Regions from separate parts of the Homo sapiens genome. Here region 2 is linked to region 1. Evidence: chromatin loops called from intact Hi-C (ENCODE). Cell type or tissue: IMR-90. All regions are shown on one strand. Links, peaks and the distances in the headings refer to the core of each region. The heading gives the core; the rest is flanking DNA.

The links. Peaks named below come from ENCODE experiments on the same cell type or tissue, not always from the same donor. Only the 100,000 strongest peaks of a DNase experiment are listed, where the experiment ranks them.
Region 2: a loop joins it to region 1, with 6 times the contacts of the local background. A loop is called at or near these places in 7 of 110 quality-filtered maps.

The regions. Positions count from the first base shown.
Region 1 is chr1:241,407,805-241,418,495 of GRCh38, forward strand. No RefSeq gene overlaps it. Among named protein-coding and RNA genes, the nearest start is that of RGS7, 56 kb to the left of the region's middle. RefSeq lists an enhancer at 10,469-10,691. In IMR-90, for the core only: no CTCF peak of the experiment used is centred there; a DNase peak (open chromatin) is centred at 5,797.
Region 2 is chr1:240,726,730-240,737,420 of GRCh38, forward strand. No RefSeq gene overlaps it. Among named protein-coding and RNA genes, the nearest start is that of GREM2, 120 kb to the left of the region's middle. In IMR-90, for the core only: a CTCF peak has its summit at 5,772 (motif pointing right); a DNase peak (open chromatin) is centred at 5,782.

The DNA of each region.
Region 1 (10,691 bases), core at 976-8,975:
TATGATGTTTTGAGGTTTCATTTTACTTTCCCCAAGTAAGATAGACCAAAATTTAATGTATAATGATTTAGTTAAATGATGGTAAATGCTTTCATTTCAATAACTGTGAAGAAATTATGAAAAGTGAACATTTTTAATAATTGGAAAGGCCCAGGCCATTCCAAATCTATGATTAACTCATCAGCTACACCAGAGATTGAAAATGCGTATGTCTACAAATGCCAGGAAGATATCATAAAAGAACAGAGTACGTCTGGTATCAAATAATAATAAGTGGGTAAGATCTAGGACAAACTGGAGATGAGATAGCCTATTAGAATCATCTGGAAATAAAAGCCCAACATAGCCCAATATTTTAAATGTTTTCAAGAGAAGACAAGTCCATATTTTAGGCAAAATTCTCTCGATTTTTAAATGTTGGTAATGAGAAAGTGAAAAGTGGCTCTGCTGACAACCAGATAACAATGTTCCCAAAAGATCACAAATAATGCTCAAAACAACACAAAGATAAGTTCACTCCATAGTTACGTTTAGAGAAAGACAGATAAGGCCACCCTGTGACACAAACATGACTCAATATCCCCCTCTTCTGACTAACATCACCAGTGTGAGTGGATACTGCTTCTATAACAATACCTCTAAACCCACTTTAATACTCTCGCCTCTTAGATAAAACTCATTCAGATACCCTATCTCTGCATTGACCTACCTTCTTAGTATAAGTAAAGGAAGATACAATGTATCTTGGAAAGTATAGAAGGGTTTGTCCTAAAAACTTTTTTTTTTTTTTTTTTTTTTTGACTGAGTCTCGCTCTGTCGCCCAGGCTGGAGTGTAGTGGCGCGATCTCGGCTCACTGCAAGCTCCGCCTCCCGGGTTCACGCCATTCTCCTGCCTCAGCCTCTTGAGTAGCTGGGACTACAGGCACCCGCCACCTCGCCCGGCTAATTTTTTGTATTTTTAGTAGAGACGGGGTTTCACCGTGTTAGCCAGGATGGTCTCCATCTCCTGATCTCGTAATCCACCCGCCTCGGCCTCCCAAAGTGCTGGAATTACAGGCGTGAGCCACCGCGCCCGGCCAAAAACGTTTTGTAAAGATAGAAGTTTGGGCTGATTAACAAGAAATAATAGATAAAGTGAGTAGAAAAATTAAGAATCAGTACATATATGATCCCAGACTTGCTATGGGAAGGAGGTGGTCTGATTCACCTCCTACCTTCTTAGCGGTCTGAAATCTAATACTAGTCTCCGTGTCCTAATCCCTCCTCAAATCATCTAACATAAGCCCCAACGCTAAAAGACCCCTTTAACAACTCCCTCCTGAAATGCTCCTGGGGTTTCCCCAAAGTGAGACCACTCTTTCTGAAACAATATAAGTAAAACTATTTTTTTTTTTCACTACAGATGTGTTCCTGGTAGTCTCTGATCCACTGGTTTGACAACAAGTAATTTAAAAAAATTTTTGAAAACACTGACCTCTGAGCTAGATCTAGGCTATAAACATCTACCTTTTAATCTCACTTAAGGTGTGATGGTTAATTTTATGTATCAACTTGACTGGGCCATGAGGTGGCCAGATATTTAGTTGAACTTTATTCTGGGTGTGTCTGTGAGGCTGTTTCTGCATGCAGTGAACGTTTACAGTGGACCGAGTAAAGCAGACAGCCCTCCCTTACGTGAATGGGCCTCATCCAGTTAGTTGAAGGTTTGAATAGAACGAGAAAGTTGAGTATGGGGGAACTCCTTCTGACTAACTGCCTTCAAGCTGGGACATTGATTTCCTCCTGTTTTTTGGACTTGAATTAAAACATTGGCTCTTCCTGGGTTTTGAGACTTGGATTTCAGACGGAACTATGTCATTGGCTCTCTTCGCCCTCCAGCTTAATTGTGTGAGCCAATTTTCTACAATAAATCTCAATCTCTCTCTCTCTCTCTCTCTCTATATATATATATGTATCTAAAATTTAAAATATTTTAATTAATATGTTCATCAAATTTAAAAATATTCATATGTATTTATATATTTATGACATATATGACATCTATATGTCTACATTATCTCTCTCTATATATATATATATGTCTCCCTATATGTCTATATCCTATCGGTTCTGTTTCTCTAGAGAACTGTGGCTAATACAGAAGCAAAAGGGTGATGTAATATCAATGGGCAGATTTTCCCATTTTCTTACATCATTTTGTGTTTTCTTTCCAGTAGATTAAAGAGGGGTGGAAAATTACAAAATCCAGTGCATGCCACTTAAATTAAAGTTGCGACCATTTTTATTCGTGCCAGGAGGAAGGACTTTATTCTCCTTGATTTGAGCAAATCCATTATCGGAGCTTTCAATTTCAGGCATTCCAAATTTAGGTCCACTTGAGGCTGGGATGACTGCTATGTCTGAGAGGGCTTCTTTCTCTGCAGCTTCTTAAAATGCAAGAACAGAAATCAGGAAACATTAGAGAGACCAACAAAATGATTCAGATATTTATGTAGGTAACTAAGATGCTGTTGCTTTTCTTGACTAGAATTTCATTATAGCTTCATTAGGCAAAGAGACTCTATTCCTAATAGTGCATCTGATCAACAGAAATGCAACTAGCAAATCAAAAAATGTATGAAAGACAAATAAATGGCTTCCCAGGCTGAGAAGAGCCAAACAGGTTTAACTGTGGGTGATTTTGGAGGCCTGGATAGTGGCTTCCCTGAATCCCTAAGCCTAACTTTTCTCTAATTTACCAGAAGTGAGAAACAAATGCATACCCAGACGGCTCCTCTCAACAGCAGGCACCCAAGCCTAAACCCAGATGGTTCATCACTATGAATGACTGTTCTCGTGCTTGTTCAGTAAAAAGACAGAACACGAGGCCCGTGATATGATCAGCTGCACATCAACTCAGACATGCTTCTACACAGGATACCAGGAAGGTGAGGGAGTTGTACTTCTGCTTCTTCCATCTACGGTTGCCAACCTGCACTAAGGGATGTTTGCTAGAATGAAGCTGAGCTAAAGTAGAGTGTGTCTTGCTGGAGACAGGTCCTAGTCTGCCCTGAGGGTCTTTTAGCTAAGAGAGCATTGCTGCCCCCTCCTTTGCCTTATCTATCCTTTTGACCATTGTTCCTGCCTCTGAATTGCCATTTTGACCCCAGACACGGTCACATTCTTCTGCCTCCTCAACTTGTCTAGGCACCATACCCTCTACCTTCTAAACCTCACATTTGCCTCCTGGACTACCACACTGCCATCTCCACCAATTCAGTTACTGCTTCCCAAAATAAGAATATTTGACCTTCTTCTCTTTTCCACGACCTCTGATTTTACTTGGCAACCAAGCCACGGTTTGTTAGAATTTGGTCACGAACAAGTATTTACACAAAAATTCAACTTCAGGGAACTAAACATGTTTTAGATGGCAAGGAATCTAGAAGTTGCGAGTCAGTCCAGAGCTGATGAAACTGCTCAAGGAAGTCATCTGGAACCAGATTCTTTCTAGCTTGCTTCTCCTCCATCATCCTTAGCTTGTGGTTTCTGTTTTAATGATCTCCAGGATGACTACTCTGCACCCAAGCAAATTTTAATTCCAGAACAGAAAAAAAAAGAAGGAAAAGAAGAGAGAAAGGATGAAGGACAGGTAAATGAAGCAAATGCTACCTGGCTACCTGGCTGCACCTACTAATAATGCACTTACCCTGCTCCTTTTCAACCATTATTTAATATTTAATCAGGAGCAATACTAACCCCTATTCAGAAAGGAGAACAATGGAAGTCACATAGGAGAGACAGTGCCAAAGTCAACACCAAACACCGCCAGGCAGGAAAACTCAGGACTCCTGTGTTCTGTCAGAGGTGCTGTCCTCGGTTACCCATTCTGGCATCCTCCCGTCCTGCTTCTGGGGAGATTATTCCTTGTCTCTTTTCATCCATGGCCACATATGAAATGGGTATTATAGAAGATCACTTCCTTTGAAGCCACAGATATTTTTGGCCCACTTCCTATTGGTCTTAATTTGAGGAAAGGAATAACCTTAGAGGTTTAACAATGACAGGCTCTTATTAGCCTCCGGCAATACAATGTCCTCAAAAGTTTACAGAATTTCCAGTGTTGGAATAATTTCTCAATTAATTCCATATGTGAATAACCACAGACAAAGATTTCACTTAGATATGGTATTTAGCTAGAAGATTCCTTTCCTTTACCTTCTGATATGGTTTGGCTGTGTCCCCATCCAAATGTCATCTTATACTGTAGCTCCCATAATCCCCACACGTTGTGGGAGGGACCCGGTGGGAGGTAACTGAATCATGAGGGCAGGATTTCCCTTGTTGTTCTCGTGATAGTGAATAAGTCTCACGAGATCTGGTGGTTTTATAAGTGGGAGTTCCCCTGCACACGCTCTCTTTCCTGCCACCATTTAAGATGTGACTTTGCTTCTCCTTTGCCTTCTGCCATGATTGTGAGGCCTCCCCAGCCATGTAGAACTGTGTGAATCCATTAAATCTCCTTTATTTATAAATTACCCAGTCCTGGGTATGTCTTTATTAGCAGCGTGAGAACAAACTAATACACCTACTGATCTCTGGGTTGTTCCCGGTCCTCTGTTCCATAGCTTAATGGCCAATGCCTTGAGGTCATTCAAAATAATGATGGAGAGATAGCAAGTGTAATACCACTGTGCATTTGTCTAAAGAAATCCAAAGAGCCTGGATGGAAAAGTCTTAAGTTACCAATCTATGAAGGCTCCAGGCTTCCTGTCACTGTCCTTGCCTGCTCAGTTTAGTAGGAATAAATTTCTTTTTTAAAACTCAGCAGTACCCAAAATATAGGATTGTCAGTGAATTTAGAATGCAGGCCACAGGTAAAGCATTGATCTCTCATTTCCTCTTGCAGACTGGCTAACTTGGATCGAAGTACAGACCACTCCTTCAGAAAAAAAAAAAAAAATCTATAGCCATATGCCAGGGTTCTGAATTTTTTTCCACTATTTATCCTAATAGCAAAGCTGCCACGGCACATGGTCTGTATCCCAAAGAACAGCGGGTGACAATCTGACCAAATGTTCGGCCACCACATAAGAAGGGTCACCAGATTTGCAGCCTGAAATACCTGAGACCTCACTATCCAAAGCCCCACCTCTTCCACTCAGCCAATTCCACATTTTTGAATCTTATTTGCTGCATCCTCTTTCAGGTAGAAAGTCCACTTCAGGTATAATGCATTCAGCTGCAGCTACTAAGTAAATCTGCCGGAATACAGTGCCCTATAACGCAGCTCACAGAAAGGTGTTTGAATGCAGATTTGCCACTGATAATTCCATCATTTCTTACACTCCAATCATGATATTGTCCATGAAGAATAGCTTGGGTACATGATCTAATTTATTCCTCACAATATTGATATGGGACACAACTATGATATACATGGGTATATGATAAGATATGGGTATATTATCATCCCCATTTTACTGATGAGTAAATTGAGGCTCAGAGCCTAGGTACTTTGCTCAGGTTCTCACATTTGCTAAGTTGTGGAGCTGAGATTTGAACCTAGATCCGAGTGACACAGAAGTTGGTTCTTTTTATTATTTAATCACTTTAATCATTTAATCTATTATTGAGGTAAAACTGCACCACAGAGGACCAAAAGGAGAACTACAGTGCAAGTCCAGGTGCCTGTAGCCATGGCACAGCTGTGGCATAGTTGTTCCAATGTGGTAACCAGATGTGTCCTTCTGGTTGTCTTGGTACGGAGCCACAGCTCCAGTACTGAGTCACAGCCACATGCAGATGCCACCACAGAACATGTGATATTTTAGATCTGAGTTGACAGTTTAACATGTAAACATTATCAGAAAATAATGAGTCAGGCTCTCCCGAGCCATATGCTTCATCTCAGAGCCAAGGCTGTGTCATCACTGTCAAATGCTCCTTCAGGCCACTAAATCACCACAGTAAGATCATAGCTTCAGGACCTAAGTAGCTCCTGGGGATGGGAAAGAGATGACTGACTGAGGTGGTTGATGGGATTCTTACAGGTAAGTCAAATGGGTTTTTTCACTTGCATCACCTTGGGGACCCATTCAGCAGTGCCGTTGGTGGAGGCTGAGAGACCAGGTCCTCTAAAATTGTGACACCTGCTCTCTTTGAAAATGAGGCACTCTCTCAGTTTAAATATTTTGTTAATGTTTTTCCCCTACAATTCCCTTCAATTAAAAGATGATGTATGGCATTCATGGGATAAATGAAGTTGATGCATTGTGAGCATTTCGTGACCTCTCACACCCTGAGGGGTCCAAGTGGGGCTGGAAGTCTGCAGGGAGGCATACCTTTATTCAGGGCTGAGTCATGTTGTTTGCAAGGGCCCTAGAGCCAAGTGTGTTGAAGACACAGACACCTGAGGGGCACTAGCTCCGCAGACACCTGGACTTGCCGGTGGATCTTTCAGAGGAGGAGCTAGGCAGGGTTCTTTCCTTCCAAATGAAGTAAAAGCATGAAAAAGAAGAAAGGGAAGTGTCTGCTTCTGGACACTAGTGATAAAATTGGTTTGAGGGTGTTGCTACTTGGAAATACCAAGACATCCAGGCACCTGCTCTCACCTGCTGTGCCCTGTGTCTTCTGTTTTTTTTTGCAGACAGAGCAGCTTTATCTGAATCTGGCCTTGTCAAGTGATTAGATCACGTATTTAGTTTTTGTCTCATCAATTGATGATAAACTTGAAGAAGGCAGAGGGGTGTGTGTGTGTGTGTGTGTGTGTGTGCATGTGTGTGTGTGTGTGCATGCCCGTACATGGTGTGTTTATTTCCTGCAGTCTCTAGGACAGCAACAGTGACTTTGCCATTTCATTTGTTGAAGTGGCCTAAAATATGATATATGGAAAAGTGGAAGAGACCCATAATCCTCTTTCACTTTTGAAGTGATTTATGCGTTACAACACTAGATTGCAGAGCGGGCTAGAATTAGAAATGGATAGATTTTTGGGTAAAATACATATCTTGAACAGAGTTTTTATGCTGTATATATACACAAAGAGATATCTATAGAAAAAGACAGAGAGAAAATAGATGCAAATAGATAAAATTATGTATAAGTAACATTTACCACAAGTATGTTTAACTATTTCACACACAAAAATGAACACAATCACAGAAAATAGGAGAGACCTTAAGAAAATACAGTATCATCTAAAAGCTGTCCCTTTTGTTGGAGGAAGTGGAAAAGTACAGCTCCTTTTTCTTCGCAGTGTGCCCTTGAGGAAGGACAATGAATTTCTCCTTGTCTTCCTCTATATGATACAATGCACTGCCTTCAGTCTCTGTGATACAGATTTTATATTCATAGAATCTTCAATTTTAATGCTGTTATCTTTTCACCTTGCAGAGCTAATAGGAGTTAATACTATATCCCAGGTATAACTATACCTCTCTCTAATACCTGTATCCCTAGAGAGGAGTGTGTCCACTATGAATATTTAAAGGGTTGAATCGTATTTTTTAATGCTTAAGAAGATCTTGTCTCAGAGTATTCATTTATGAATCTTTTGGAAAAATGAATGATTAGTTATTGAATTATTACTTAAATATGGATTTGTATGTACTGGGTTTATTCGTAAATCATTCAAATATATAAGATAGTCCTGCAAGTTGAAACTCTAGTAGGATTTTACAAGATCAGGATGATCTTGTTAAAAAAAAGTCACGAAAAGTCACCAAGAGTGAAAGGTGACTCCAAGCAATAATGTATCTAGACATGGAAATATTTCAAAAGTCTTATTTCACCTATTCCTTAATACCAGTGCAATAAGGAGAGGTGGTTAATGCTCCTTTCATATTCAGTTAATTCTGCAGGACCGTGCTATAGGTTGAATAATTAGAAAATCCCTTTAACTACTGGGAAGTGAGGAGCGCCTCTGCCCGGCCACCACCCCGTCTGGGAGGTGTGCCCAACAGCTCATTGAGAACGGGCCAGGATGACAATGGCGGCTTTGTGGAATAGAAAGGCGGGAAAGGTGGGGAAAAGATTGAGAAATCGGATGGTTGCCGTGTCTGTGTAGAAAGAAGTAGACATGGGAGACTTTTCATTTTGTTCTGCACTAAGAAAAATTCTTCTGCCTTGGGATCCTGTTGATCTGTGACCTTACCCCCAACCCTGTGCTCTCTGAAACATGTGCTGTGTCCACTCAGGGTTAAATGGATTAAGGGCGGTGCAAGATGTGCTTTGTTAAACAGATGCTTGAAGGCAGCATGCTCGTTAAGAGTCATCACCAATCCCTAATCTCAAGTAATCAGGGACACAAACACTGCGGAAGGCCGCAGGGTCCTCTGCCTAGGAAAACCAGAGACCTTTGTTCACTTGTTTATCTGCTGACCTTCCCTCCACTATTGTCCCATGACCCTGCCAAATCCCCCTCTGTGAGAAACACCCAAGAATTATCAATAAAAAAATAAATTTAAAAAAAAAAAAAAAAAAAAAAAAGAAAATCCCTTTAACTAGAGTCCAGTGACAAAGTTCCCACTGGCGTGAGATTACTACTGGCTTTTGAGCTCTTTGAACTCAGAGGGTATGCCTGCCAATGTTCATATTTCTTTTCTTTTTCTTTTCTTTTTTTTTTTTTGATGGCTTTTTTCTCTGTTGCTCAGGCTGGCCTTGAACTCCTGAGCTGAAGCAATCCTCTTCCCTCAGCCTCACAAGTAGCTGGGACTATAACGCGTGTCACAATCCCTGGCTCATGTTCATACTTCAATCTTCAGCGTGGTGATTTAAATGTAATGGGTGCTCATTAAATATATTTTAATTTATATTTAATAAATATAAACAAGATTCATCATTTAAATAAGAGGGAAACTAGCATCAAAGCAACACGTCTGGCTATTCAAGAGAGAAACATCTCTTATTTCACTCTCTGAATTCTAAGTTGGAGGAAAGGGAACCGGTATGATCGAAAGAGGACAAGAGAGAAAATTCTCAGATTTATTTGGAAAGCGATTCTATTCATCTTATGTCGGATTCTTTAAGTGAAACTAGTTAAGTGAAAAGAGAAGGAAAACAGTGACTACAAGAGAATCAATCAGCAGATATTGAAAGACTTTCATGTAACTAATGGCATCTGCTTAGAAAATATGAATTGGGCCCAAAGTGGTATTCTTTTTGGTCACTTATATTGGAATTTAAATGTGTAACTAAAAATGAAATCTTTAGAGAAAATTTCATTTCTTAAGCTGAAATCTTTCCACAAGTTGGAGAAAAGAGAGATGTGCATCCGGGAAATCAAACTGAAAAGACAGGCTGAGCTTATAAATTGAGATTCCCCAATCAGAGGCCATACTTTTCTTTCCTAATTACTGTTCTTTTCCTTGGATCCTACATCCATCACTACATTAATTCCAGGCTTAACTTACAGCCAGCTCTTCTCCGTGGCCCATCTCAGCATAATGAACTTTTGCCATTATCTTGATCTTGTTAAATTCTCTCTAATCTTAACCTAATGAGATACAGTGAATGTGCAACCATAAATTAGATGTTCAGACAATCTCAGTTTGTTCTCAGTGCAGCAATCCTTTTAAATTACATCCATCACTCTTTTGCTCAAGCACACTTCATGGCTCCCTATTTTAGTAAAGTAAAAGAAAAAGCCCTTTCAATGGCCTTCACAGGCTGGTGTCTCTGTATTACTCCCCGTCCCTCCCCCTAGCACACATGGCTCACTCTCCTCCAGTCACACCAATGTCCTTGGGAAGTCTTCCACCAAGTCTTTGTTCAAATGACATCTTCTCAATCACCACTCTGTTTAGAAATAGAATCACCTCCTAACCCACACCCTTCTCTGCCCTATTTCTTCTCTCCAGTCCATTTATCACCTTTCAATATACTATACAATTTTCTTTTTTATTATTGTGTTTATTGCTTATTTTCTATTCCTCACACACTAGAATGGGAGCTTTGCAGGCATTTCTGCCATGCTTTTCATTGAGGTATTCTAAGGTCTTAGAACAGTGCCTGACGTATAGTTAGTAGTTACTCAATAGATATTTGTTGAGTGAATGAATGAGGAAAGGAAAGAATATGCCCAATATTCATGATCATTTATTAAGTGGTAACAAAAATAATGTGAAACGTAAGTTTAATTATATTTGCTTCTCTATACTTTGGACCACATGTCTATATGTTAGAATTAAGCATTCTAACGAGGCACTGAGATAGAGAGAGAAGAAATAGGCTTGGGAATCAACTACAGTGATGTTCAAATTGTAGTCCTGCCCCTTGCTAGCTATGGAAGACTTAAGTCAATTTCTGTGAGCTTCAGTTATCTCCTTTGTGAAACGGCGGTGTTATAAGTATTCAATGAAAAACAAGCACAGCTTTTGGTGCAACAGGCACATGATAACTGTGAGTTTCTCCTTTTGTCTCTCAGCCCCTGTCAGGCTTCAATTTGCAAAGCTCCATAGTGGATCCCTAAACCTCTCCACACAGGAAATTGTGCAGGAGACTGGGGGAAAGGTGACGAGGCAGGTATCAAATATTTTCTAGTTCTTTGCCGGAGGCCCTGGCCAGTGGGCATACTTTAGAATGAGGATAAACGAAAAGAGCACCTCTTACCCATGATTATGGTGGATGGAGTCAAGACCAGGCATGGACAAGATGCCAGTGGAGAGTGCTGGAGGGTGAGAACCATGGACACCTAAGTCAACATGTCATCA
Region 2 (10,691 bases), core at 1,444-9,443, 680 kb before region 1:
CCTGCAGTGGGGAATTGGACTGGAGATGGTGAGAAGTGGTCCAGTTCTGGGTTTGTTTTGGAATTTGAGTCAATAGGATTTAGGATATATTGGAAAGTATGGATCGGGTGCGAAAAGGAGGAAGCAAAGATGGCTCCAAACTTCTGGGCTCTGAATGCTGGTGTTGCAATGTACTGAGATGGAGAAGACTGCAGAAGAAGGAGGCAGGCTGTGGGGAGAGTTGTCAAGGTCATAAGCCCAAGGCTGGCCAAGGTCAAGGCCTTGATTTGGCTGATCTTCCTGGTAAAGATACGGTGACACACTTTTGCACAGCTTGTTACATACACAGGTAGTGAACAGAGGAGTAAGTGAAAGAGACCAGTTCCCTCTGATTCTTGTCTCACACACCAAAATAATGATCTGAAACAAAAAGGGCTCAGTGACGGCAGCAGGAATGCTGCCTCCTTGTTGCTGAGGAGCCAATTCTTGACTATAGTACAGTAGCCTCTGCGGCTCTCTACTGAGGGTGGTTGTCAGGACGCCCCACATTTCATCAGAACTAGAGAGCCGATGAGAATTTATCTCCCGATAGCATCCAAGGGAAGACAAGGAGGCAAGTGAGGGATGGTCTCATAGCTGTAACTTGTAGACCTTCCATCCTCGTGTGTTCTGGGGAAATCACAAGGCATCTGCCAAAACTCAGATTTAGCTGTGGTTTAAGCCTTCGCCTAAATGATGGATTCTGATAACTGCAAGGTCAACATGGTGCAGGTGTTGCCCTATGGGAATCAAGAGTATGGATTTTGGCTATGTTAGACATCCACATAGATGGCTGAGATTGGGATTTAGGGCTGGGAGTCTGTCTGGGGAGTTTAACCAGGAATTCATATATTTGACTGTTATTGGATATAAATTTTTTTTTTTTTAAAGATGGGGCCTCACTATGCTGTCCAGGCTATACTTGGAACTCCTGGGCACAAGCAATCCTCCCACCTCAGCCTCCTGAGTAGCTAGGACTACAGGAATACACCACCATGTGTAGCTCAAATATACACTTCAAATGAACACCAGGAAACTTGGCTGGGCGTAGTGGCTCATGTCTGTAATCCCAGCACTTTAGGAGGCCAAGGCAGGAGGATTGCTTAAGCCCAGGAGTTTGAGACCAGACTGGACAAAATAACAAGTTCCTGTCTTTAAAGAAAAAATTAAAAAAAGATTAGCCAGGTGTGGTGGCACGTACCTGTGGTCGCAGCTACTCAGGAGGCTGAGGTGGGAGGATTGCTTGAGCCCATATGGTTGAGGCTGCTGTGGGCCGCGATGCCGCCACTGCACTCCAGCCTGGGCAACAGAGCAAGACACTGTCTCAAAAGAAAAAGCAGAAAAGAAAAGAGAAAAGAAAAGAAAAGAAAAAAGCCAGGAAACTTGATGAAGTAGATCACCTAAGAATGAAACAAAGAGAAGAGAAGAAGTGCTCAGTTCAAGCTTATTCACTAATTTTTTTTTTTTTTTGAGACGGAGTCTCACTCTGCTGTCGCCAGGCTGGAGTGCAGTGGCACGATACATTTACTTTCCTTATCAAAGGATATAAAACAGGATAAGACTCAAGCTGCCTTGATTCTGCAAATCTTAAATATTAGCTAGCAAAAATAGGAATTAAAAAAACTTAGAATGTATAAAATGAAGCATGAAGAAGGAGACACAAGGTAAAAAAAAAAAAATGTGTTATGGTCCTTTGCAGAAAGCAGAGAAAACTGGGGAGAAGTGGGAAAATAAATAAGACAAACCATCTACAAAGATCCAGACCATCTCATTTATACTGTACTGTCATTGTAAAGGGGAAAAAGGGATTACACCACAAGGGACTTTTTCAATTTATCTTGCTTTCTTCAAAGTATCTTTTACCAGCATTTAGTCAGGGCCAGGGTCAGACATGCATGCCCCAAGAATAAAGGAATATCCCTGGTACTTTAAAAGAATGAAAATCATTTTTAAAAAATCTCCAAGGAAGACAAATACATCTGAAGAAATATATTTTATACTTCTATTCCCCTCTCCTGAAAAGTTATTAGAGTGAAAAACTTCGGCCCCTGAGGTTTTAATTCCTATTCCCCACCCAAGTTGGAAGATAAATGGTGATTGGAGTTGAAAACCTTCTCAACTATAGCTCTTCTGAGAGAGCATATGGACACAGAAAGTTCAGAGAGGTGGCCGGGCACAGTGGCTCACGCCTGTAATCGCAGCACTTTGGGAGGCCGAAGCGGGCAGATCACGAGGTCAGGTGTTCCAGACCAGCCTGATCAACATGGAGAAACCGCATCTCTACTAAAAATACAAAATTAGCCGGGCACGGTGGCACATGCCTGTAATCCCAGCTACTCAGGAGGCTGAGGCAGGAGAATAGCTTGAATCCAGGAGGCAGAGGTTGCGGTGAGCTCAGATCACACCATTTAACTCCAGCCTGGACAACAAAAGCGAAACTCTGTGTCAAAAAAAAAAAAAGTTCAGAGAGGTGATATATCAAAGTAATTGATTTTTTAACAGACACCTTGCAGGATTCTAACTATAATCCCGTTCACCCACTTTAGGCATAAAATGAAACCTGCATCTACTTACATGGGTATTTTTAAAGGGTCAGCCCTGGGCGTTGCCCATCTTATTGGAGCAATGTCAGTGCTTTCACTGCTGTGGCTGTTGTTGCCATGCAGTCCTGCTGTTGAAACCATCCCTGGCAGGCTGGCGGAGTCATCGTCCCCCAGGTTAGGCCGCAGGTGACCTAATTACGATGCCATCAAGACTTGGGTGCAGAGGCCCGACTGCAGCTGAAAGCCCTGGGTGTGTTCTGACACTACTGGGCCAGCAATCAATTCTCAGCATGTGGTGGATTAAGAAGCCCCTTCCGGCCGGGCACGGCGGCTCACGCCTGTAATCTCAGCACTTTGGGAGGCTGAGACGGGCGGATCGAGGTCAGGAGTTCGAGACCATCCTGGCTAACACGGTGAAACCCCGTCTCTACTAAAAATACAAAAAGTTAGCCGGGCGCGGTGGCGGGCGCCTGTAGTCCCAGCTACTCGGGAGGCTGAGGCAGGAGGATGGCGTGACCCCGGGAGGCGGAGCTTGCGGTGAGCTGAGATCGCGCCACTGCACTCGAGCCTGGGCGACACGGCGAGACTCCGTCTCAAAAAAAAAAAAAAAGAAGCCGCTTCCTATTGGTATTAAACTTGGCCGACACTGCTTGTTGACCACATGCCTGGGCTTCCAAACTTAGCATATCCGGTTACCCAGCTCTTTTAGCACATAGATTTCAGCTTTGTCTACAATGTACCACCCTGAGAGTCAGGTGGCCCCCTGGAACCAAGAATCCAGCTCTTGAGTGAAGCAACATCCAGGCTTTAGACAAGAGAGGAAATCTGATCCCGGGCCTGCCCATTTCCTGCTCGACAGTTCTTTTAAGGACAAGCGGTCCATTGTTTAATGGCCAATGACTGTTGTAAGCAGTGAGAGCATGCCAGCTTTATGAATTTCTGTGTACCCACCTGCCCCCCAGCACCTCATTCATGTACATCACCATCCACTTTCTTCCTTGTTTTCATGCATAGGAATATTTTCTTTCTTTTTTTTTTTTTTTTTTTTTTTTGAGACAAAGTCTCATTCTGTCGCCCAGGCTGGAGTGTGGTTACGCGGTCTCGGCTGACTGCAACCTCTGCCTCCCAGGTTCAAGTGATTCTCCTGCCTCAGCCTCCCGAGTAGCTGGAAATTACAGGTGCATGTCACCACGCCTGGCTAATTTTTGTGTTTTTAGTAGAGACAGGGTTTCACCATGCTGGTCAGGCTGGTCTCGAACTCCTGACCTCATGATCCACCTGCCTCGGCCTACCAAAGTGTTGGGATTACGGGCGTGAGCCACTGTGCCCAGCTGGAACATTTTCTAGGTCACTTGCTTGGTGTGTTTTTGGATCACGTTGCCCCTAGAACCCTTATTCTAGCTCGATTATAGTAGGGGTGTCTGACACAGACAGGGGATCTGGGAGCTCTGGGTAAGTGCCTTGTCATCTGGAGGATTCAGAGGAGTTCTTCCAGAAATTATGAGGTACAAACTGAATAATGTCCTAAGATATTTAGAGTGACACAAAACTTAGCCTACAAAGCAATGTAAAGTCCAGGAACGGTTATTGCCTGGGCCCTCTAATCTCTAAATTTAAAAATCTTTGAGCAGGTCACTGAATTTCTGAAGGCGGGGTTTAGGTTGGAAAGACACCTAAAACACTGTCCTTGGTTGAAAGGCTTCTGCAAGAGTGAAAGTTTGGCGGTGCTTCAAGCTATCCACGTCTATTGGGAATTTGTTCTCTGTCCAGAAAATGGGGATATGGAGGGAGTAAAAATCTCTTTGATTGCCCTTTCTGGTCTAATATAGTCTCCAGATGGAAATTACAACATTCTAAAGGAAAAACGAAAGCAAACATGAAACAGGATCAAAGAGAATCCAATATGATTCACACACACACACCAATTGAATAGCAGAAACACTCAAGAACTCTGTATGATGCTTTTAAAAACTTGTCTTCAATGTATGGATGAATATGATGCCATAATAATTTGTCAATTCAGAGAGGATAAATTGCTTTTGCTCTCTTCCTCTGCCTGTTGAATAACAGAGACAATATGGCGTGGTGGCCTAGTTGGAATGTAAAAGATCTAGGATCGGCCGGGCACTGTGGCTTACACCTGTAATCCTAGCACTTTGGGAGGCCAAGGCAGGGGGATTGCTTGAGCCCAGGAGTTCAAGGCCAGCCTGGGCAACATGGCGAAACCCTGTCTCTACAAAATATTAGCTAGGCACGGTGGTGTGCCCCTGTGGCCCCAGCTACATGGAAGACTGAGGTGGAAATATCACTTGAGCCCAGGAAGTCGAGACTGCAGTGAGCTTTGATTGTACCACTGCCCTCCAGCCTGGGTAACAGAGTAAGACCCTGACTCACATTAAAACAAACAAACAAATGGATCTAAGATAGTGATTTAGCTCTACTAAGTCTTGTTTGTAAGAATTTGGGCAACTCAGCAAGTCACCTTGCTCCTCAGTTTCATCATTGATGACGTGGGAATTATAATACTTTTCAGTTTCTGGAAAGACAGCAATGTATGAAACATTTAGTGTAAGACTCATCATATAGTATCATGTCAAATAGCTATTATTGTGATTATTATTAAGAAACATGCAAATATGCACTGCCTCAGGCTCATTCTTTTTATTTATTTATATTTTTTATTTTATTTTTTTTTTGAGATGGAGTCTCGCTCTGTTGCCAGGCTGGAGTGCAGTGTGGCACGATCTTGGATCACTGAAACGTCTGCCTCCCGGGTTCAAGTGATTCTCCTACCTCAGCCTCCCGAGTAGCTGGGACTACAAGTGCACGCCACCATGCCCAGCTAATTTTTTTTTTTTTTTCGATCTCTTGACCTAGTGATCCGCCCACCTCAGCCTCCCAAAGTGCTGGGATTACAGGCGTGAGCCACTACGCCCTGCCTCATTCTTTTTTCTCTGTCTCCCTTTCCTTTGTGAAGTGATTACTCGGAACTCCCGGCTCTTGGTCTACTTCAATTACTTTATCTTAGGTGTAACAAACATCGGAGTGGCTTGCATAATAATTTCCATTCTTCCCTTTTTAACCCAGTCTCACTGACTCCGACAGTCAGAAGTACACTTCCAATATCTACACAATACTTCCATCACAATTAACTTGAATAAGGGTCGATCTGTCTCCTCTAGCTACCTTAGATACACCGGTTGACCACTAGATGTCAGACTTGTTAAATAGTTAGGAATGTGTTACATCCTCACCCTTAGGACTTGAAAACCACTTTTTTTTTCTTTTTTCTTTTTTTTCTTTTTTGAGACAGGGTCTCACTCTGCTGCCCAGGCTAGAGTGCAGCGATGCAATCACAGCTCACTGCAGCCTCGACCTCCTTGAGCTTAGGTGATCCTCCCACCTCAGCCTCCCAAGTAGCTGGCACTATAGGCACATGCCACCATGCCTGGTTAATTGTTGTATTTTTTTGTAGAGATGGGGTCTCACTATGTTGCTCAGGCTGGGCTCAAGCATTCCCCCTACCTCTACCTCCCATAGTGCTGGGACTACAGGTGTGAACCACCTTTCTTGCTTTCTCTCTTCTTTGTAAGAAGCTTTCAGTGACTTTGGCAATGGTTCACCAGGGTCACATTACCACTGGTTTAGAATGTGCTAACATGTGGATCAACTTTGTCTGGGAGTCTGTGATTCATACCAATATAATTTGTTTTGTTCAAAGATACATTTTTAAATTGTATTTTTTATTGATACATAATATATGTATATATTTTGGGGCTACATGTGATATTTTAATACATCCACATAATGTGTAATGATCAAGTCAGAGTAGTTGAGATACCCGTCACCTTAAATATTCAGAGAGAACATTTGAAGGATAGATTGTGCGGTCTTTGCACCCATGTGATGGAACTGTGGGTACACACTTCTCTGTGGATTCAGATTATATTGAGGAATAAAGACAACTGTTAAGTCCTGAGGAAATCAAGTGATGACAAGAGAAACCAGGCTTAGAGAGTGGTCCAATAAGAGTGACGATCCGAGGCTACATCTAAAAGAAAACACTTACTAAGATTTTTTAAAAAGTCACCTAACTTTGCTGTAATCCCAGCAAACTTTGGGAGGCCAAGGCAGGCAGATCACTTGAGGTCAGGAGTTTGAGACCAGCCTGGCCAACATGGTGAAAACCTGTCTCTACTAAAAAAAAAAAAGAAAAAATACAAAAATTAACCAGGCATGGGGGCGGGTGCCTGTAATCCCAGCTACTCGGGAGGCTGAGGCAGTAGGATCGCTTGAACCCAGGAGGTGGAGGTTGCAATGGGCCTAGATCGCGCCACTGCACTCCTGCCTGGGCAACAGTCAGACTCCATCTCAAAAAAAAAAAAAAAAAGTCACCTAACTTTGTGTCTTAGACATCAAGGCTCTTGGAATAAAAGGTCTCTTTTCCTTTAATTGCACGGGGACTCTGAAGCTGGGCAGTAGGGATGTAAATTTGGAATTCTTAATCTGGTTCAAGAATCGGGTCTCAAAGTATTACTTACATAATTGCCTATGCTTAGCGACTTCAGTACCTAGTTCAGAAAATCATTTAAATATGGACCCCCTCCACCAGTAACACGGAGACTAGCCTTATTAAGAGGATGGTATCTTCAGTTTCCCATTTGCTTAAACGATGGCACTTCAATGCTGACGCCCTATGAATTTGAGCAATTTAAATAAATTGCAATATTCTACCAAATTAATCAAATTACTGCATGTAGAACATTGTTACTATTTGTTTGCCATCTGAATTGGTTCATTTTATGTGTCAACTGACTGGGCCAGGAGATGCCCAGGTAAAACGTCATTCTGGATGTGTCTGTGAGGATGTTTTGGATGAGATTAACATTTAAATTGGCAGACTCAGTGAAGCAGATTGCTCTCCCTGATGCGAGAGGACCTCATCCAGTCAGTTGAAGGTCTGAGTAGAACAGAATTGCTGGTCATCCCCTGAGTGAGAGGGAATTCTTCCTGCCTGACGGCTATTGAACTGGGACATCAACTTTCTTCTTGTGGCTTGGGAATGAAACTGAAAACATCCATTCTTCCTGGAGTCTTGAGTCTTTGAGCTGGAATTTTATCATCAGCTTTTCTGATTCTCAAGTGTTCAGACTCAGACTGGAACTATACTATTGGTTTTTCTGGTCTCCAGCTGGCTGACTCACCCTGCAGATCTTAGGACTTGTCAGCCTCTGTAATCATGTGAACAAATTCTTTTTTTTAAATTATTTCTTTAATTTTTTATTTCCAAAGGTTATTGGGGAACAGGTGGTGTTTGGTTACATAAGTTCTTTAGTGGTGATTTATGAGATTTTGGTGTACCCATCACCTGAGCAGTATACACTGCACCCAATTTGTAGTCTTTTATCTCTCACCCCCTTCCCACCATTTCCTCCTGAGTTCCCAAAGCCCACTGTGTCATTCTTATGCCTTTGCATCCTCATAGCTTAGCTCCCACTTATGAGTGAGAACATATGATGTTTGGTTTTCCATTCCCGAGTTACTTCACTTGGAATCATAATCTCCAGTCTCAACTAGGTTGCTGCAAATGCCATTAATTAATTCCTTTTTATGGCTGAGTAGTATTCCACCGTGTATACATACCACAGTTTCTTTATCCACGCATTGATTGATGGGCATTTGGGTTGGTTCCATTATTTTGCAGTTGCAAATTGTGCTGCTATAAACATGCATGTGCAAGTATACTTTTTCATATAATGACTTATTTTCCTCTGGGTAGATACCCAGTAGTGGGATTGCTGGATCCAATGGTAGTTCTACTTTTAGTTCTTTAAGGAATCTCCATGCTGTTTTCCATAGTGGTACTAGTTTACATTCCCACCAGCAGTGTAGAAGTCATGGGAACAAATTCTTTAAAATAAATTTCTTTATAGATGCACATTCCTATTGGTTCTGGTTTTTTGTTTTCCCTGGAGGGGCCTGACTAATAATACACCATCTGGCATTTACTTTTTCTTCTTAACAGTAACCTAGTCTCTTTTTTGGAAATTACCTCACCCATAATACATGCAGTCAATCACAGTGGGACTTCAGGTGCCTGCAATCCTATTACCAAGACTAAACTGGATGCTTTTTTCATTAGATAATTGTAAAGGTAAAAACGTTAACAAGATGAAAAATAATACCTACAAAACCCTGACTCTGGGCCAGGCACTGTTCTGTATTATTTGTATTCACTCTTTTAATCACACAGCAACCATTATGCTCATTTTTTAAAAAGTGAAACTGAGACACAGGAAGTGAAATGCTAATGGTGGGGCCAGGATTTGAGCCGTAAACATTCTGACTGCAGAGATTGTGAAGAACCAAATAAGAGTCTTGGATTTTTACCCAGAACACAGCTAGAAGCCATGAAGAGGTTTATTTTAGGAACCTCGTATAATCAGATTAGGTATTTTTTGAAACCTCCCATCTATATTTATGTGGCTATGTTCACCTGAAGAGGTGGCCCAGAAGCAGTGAAGGCAGCCCAGACAAGAAATATTATATTCACTGCTTCTGGGCAGCCTTCGCTGGTCAACATATCCAGATACAATAGGAGTTGGATGGCCGGGCGCAGTGGCTCACACCTGTAATCCCAGCACTTCGGGAGGCCAAGGTGGGCAGATCACTTGAAGTAATGAGTTCGAGACCAGCCTGGCCAACATGGCAAAACCCTGTCTCTACTAAAAATACGAAAATTAGCCAGGCATGGTAGCGGGTGCCTGTAGTCCCAGCTACTCAAGAGGCTGAGGCAGGAGAATCACCTGAGCCTAGGAGGCAGAGGCTGCAGTATGCAGAGATCAAACCACAGCACTCCAGCCTGGGCTGCAGAGTGAGACTCCTTCTAAAAAAAAGAAAAGAAAAAAAGACTTGGAGGAGTCTTGACTGGGACCGGGACCTCATTTGGGCTACTCATTCTAGCAGATCTACCTCTTTATTTCCAAAAACACTAATTAAAGCCCAGCACCCCAAATAAGGGCTTTCTCTCATTAGCTCCCAAATTACCACCTGACAGACTTGTGACTTCCACTCAGGTTGTTGGAAACATTCTGCCAGGATCATGGTGCAGAGGGCTGGAGAGTGGGCACATGGTTGGAGCTCTCTCTCATTGCCTTACAGCCAAGGTGCAGGGCCTGCGCTCCTGCTGTCGAGGCTGCCTGGTGGATTCAGATCCAACCTGATGGTCTAGTTTCCCCTCAGGTGTGTGAGTCCCGACAGGCTTCCCAAATTCTTTTTTTGCGAGTTAACTAGAATGGGTTTCTTTGCTTGCAACTGAAGAATTCAGACTAATGTTCTGAGTTATTTGTTTAAGACTTTAGGATATATGTTTAAATATAACACAATTGGCCCAGCATGGTGGCTTGCGCCTGTAATCCCAGCACTTTGGGAGGCCAAAGGAGTTCGAGACCAGCCTGGCCAACATGACGAAACCCCATGTCTACTCAAAATACAAAAACTAGCTGGGCCTGTAATCCCAGTTACTCAGGAGGCTAAGGCAGGAGAATCACTTGAACCCGGGAGGCAGAGGTTGCAGTGAGCTGAGATTAGCTACTGCACTCTAGCCTGGGTGACAGAGTGAGACTGTCTCAATAAATAAATAAATAAATAAAACAATGGATTAGTTCATATTTTTTCACAAATGACTTAGTGATTCACCTATATTTCTGTTTTCTCTGCTTTAAACAGTAAATTATTGTTAATATCAACTCCAACATTCAGCTGGCATAATGGACACATTTTCCTTTCCAATGGACCCAACAATGGTTCCAAAATTCCTATCTAGCTGAAATAAACAGAAAAAGGATTTGTCAAAGTATATTTAAATTTAATTTCTTGCACCAGAATAGAAAGTAAAAATCTAAAAAGCCTGTATCATTTTTTGAAGAGACACACCATTAACATGGACAAATAATAACAAGGTAACTATCCATTCCCCGCAATATATTTTTTAAAACTATCCTGATATTCTGACGCCAGTGTAGTGTAAAAAGGGAGCGAAAGCATCCCTGTATTCTGTTTTTAATATTCTAAAGCAGACTGTATTCTAACTTTCAAGTGTACGAGATGATGATTCACTTTTACAAATAA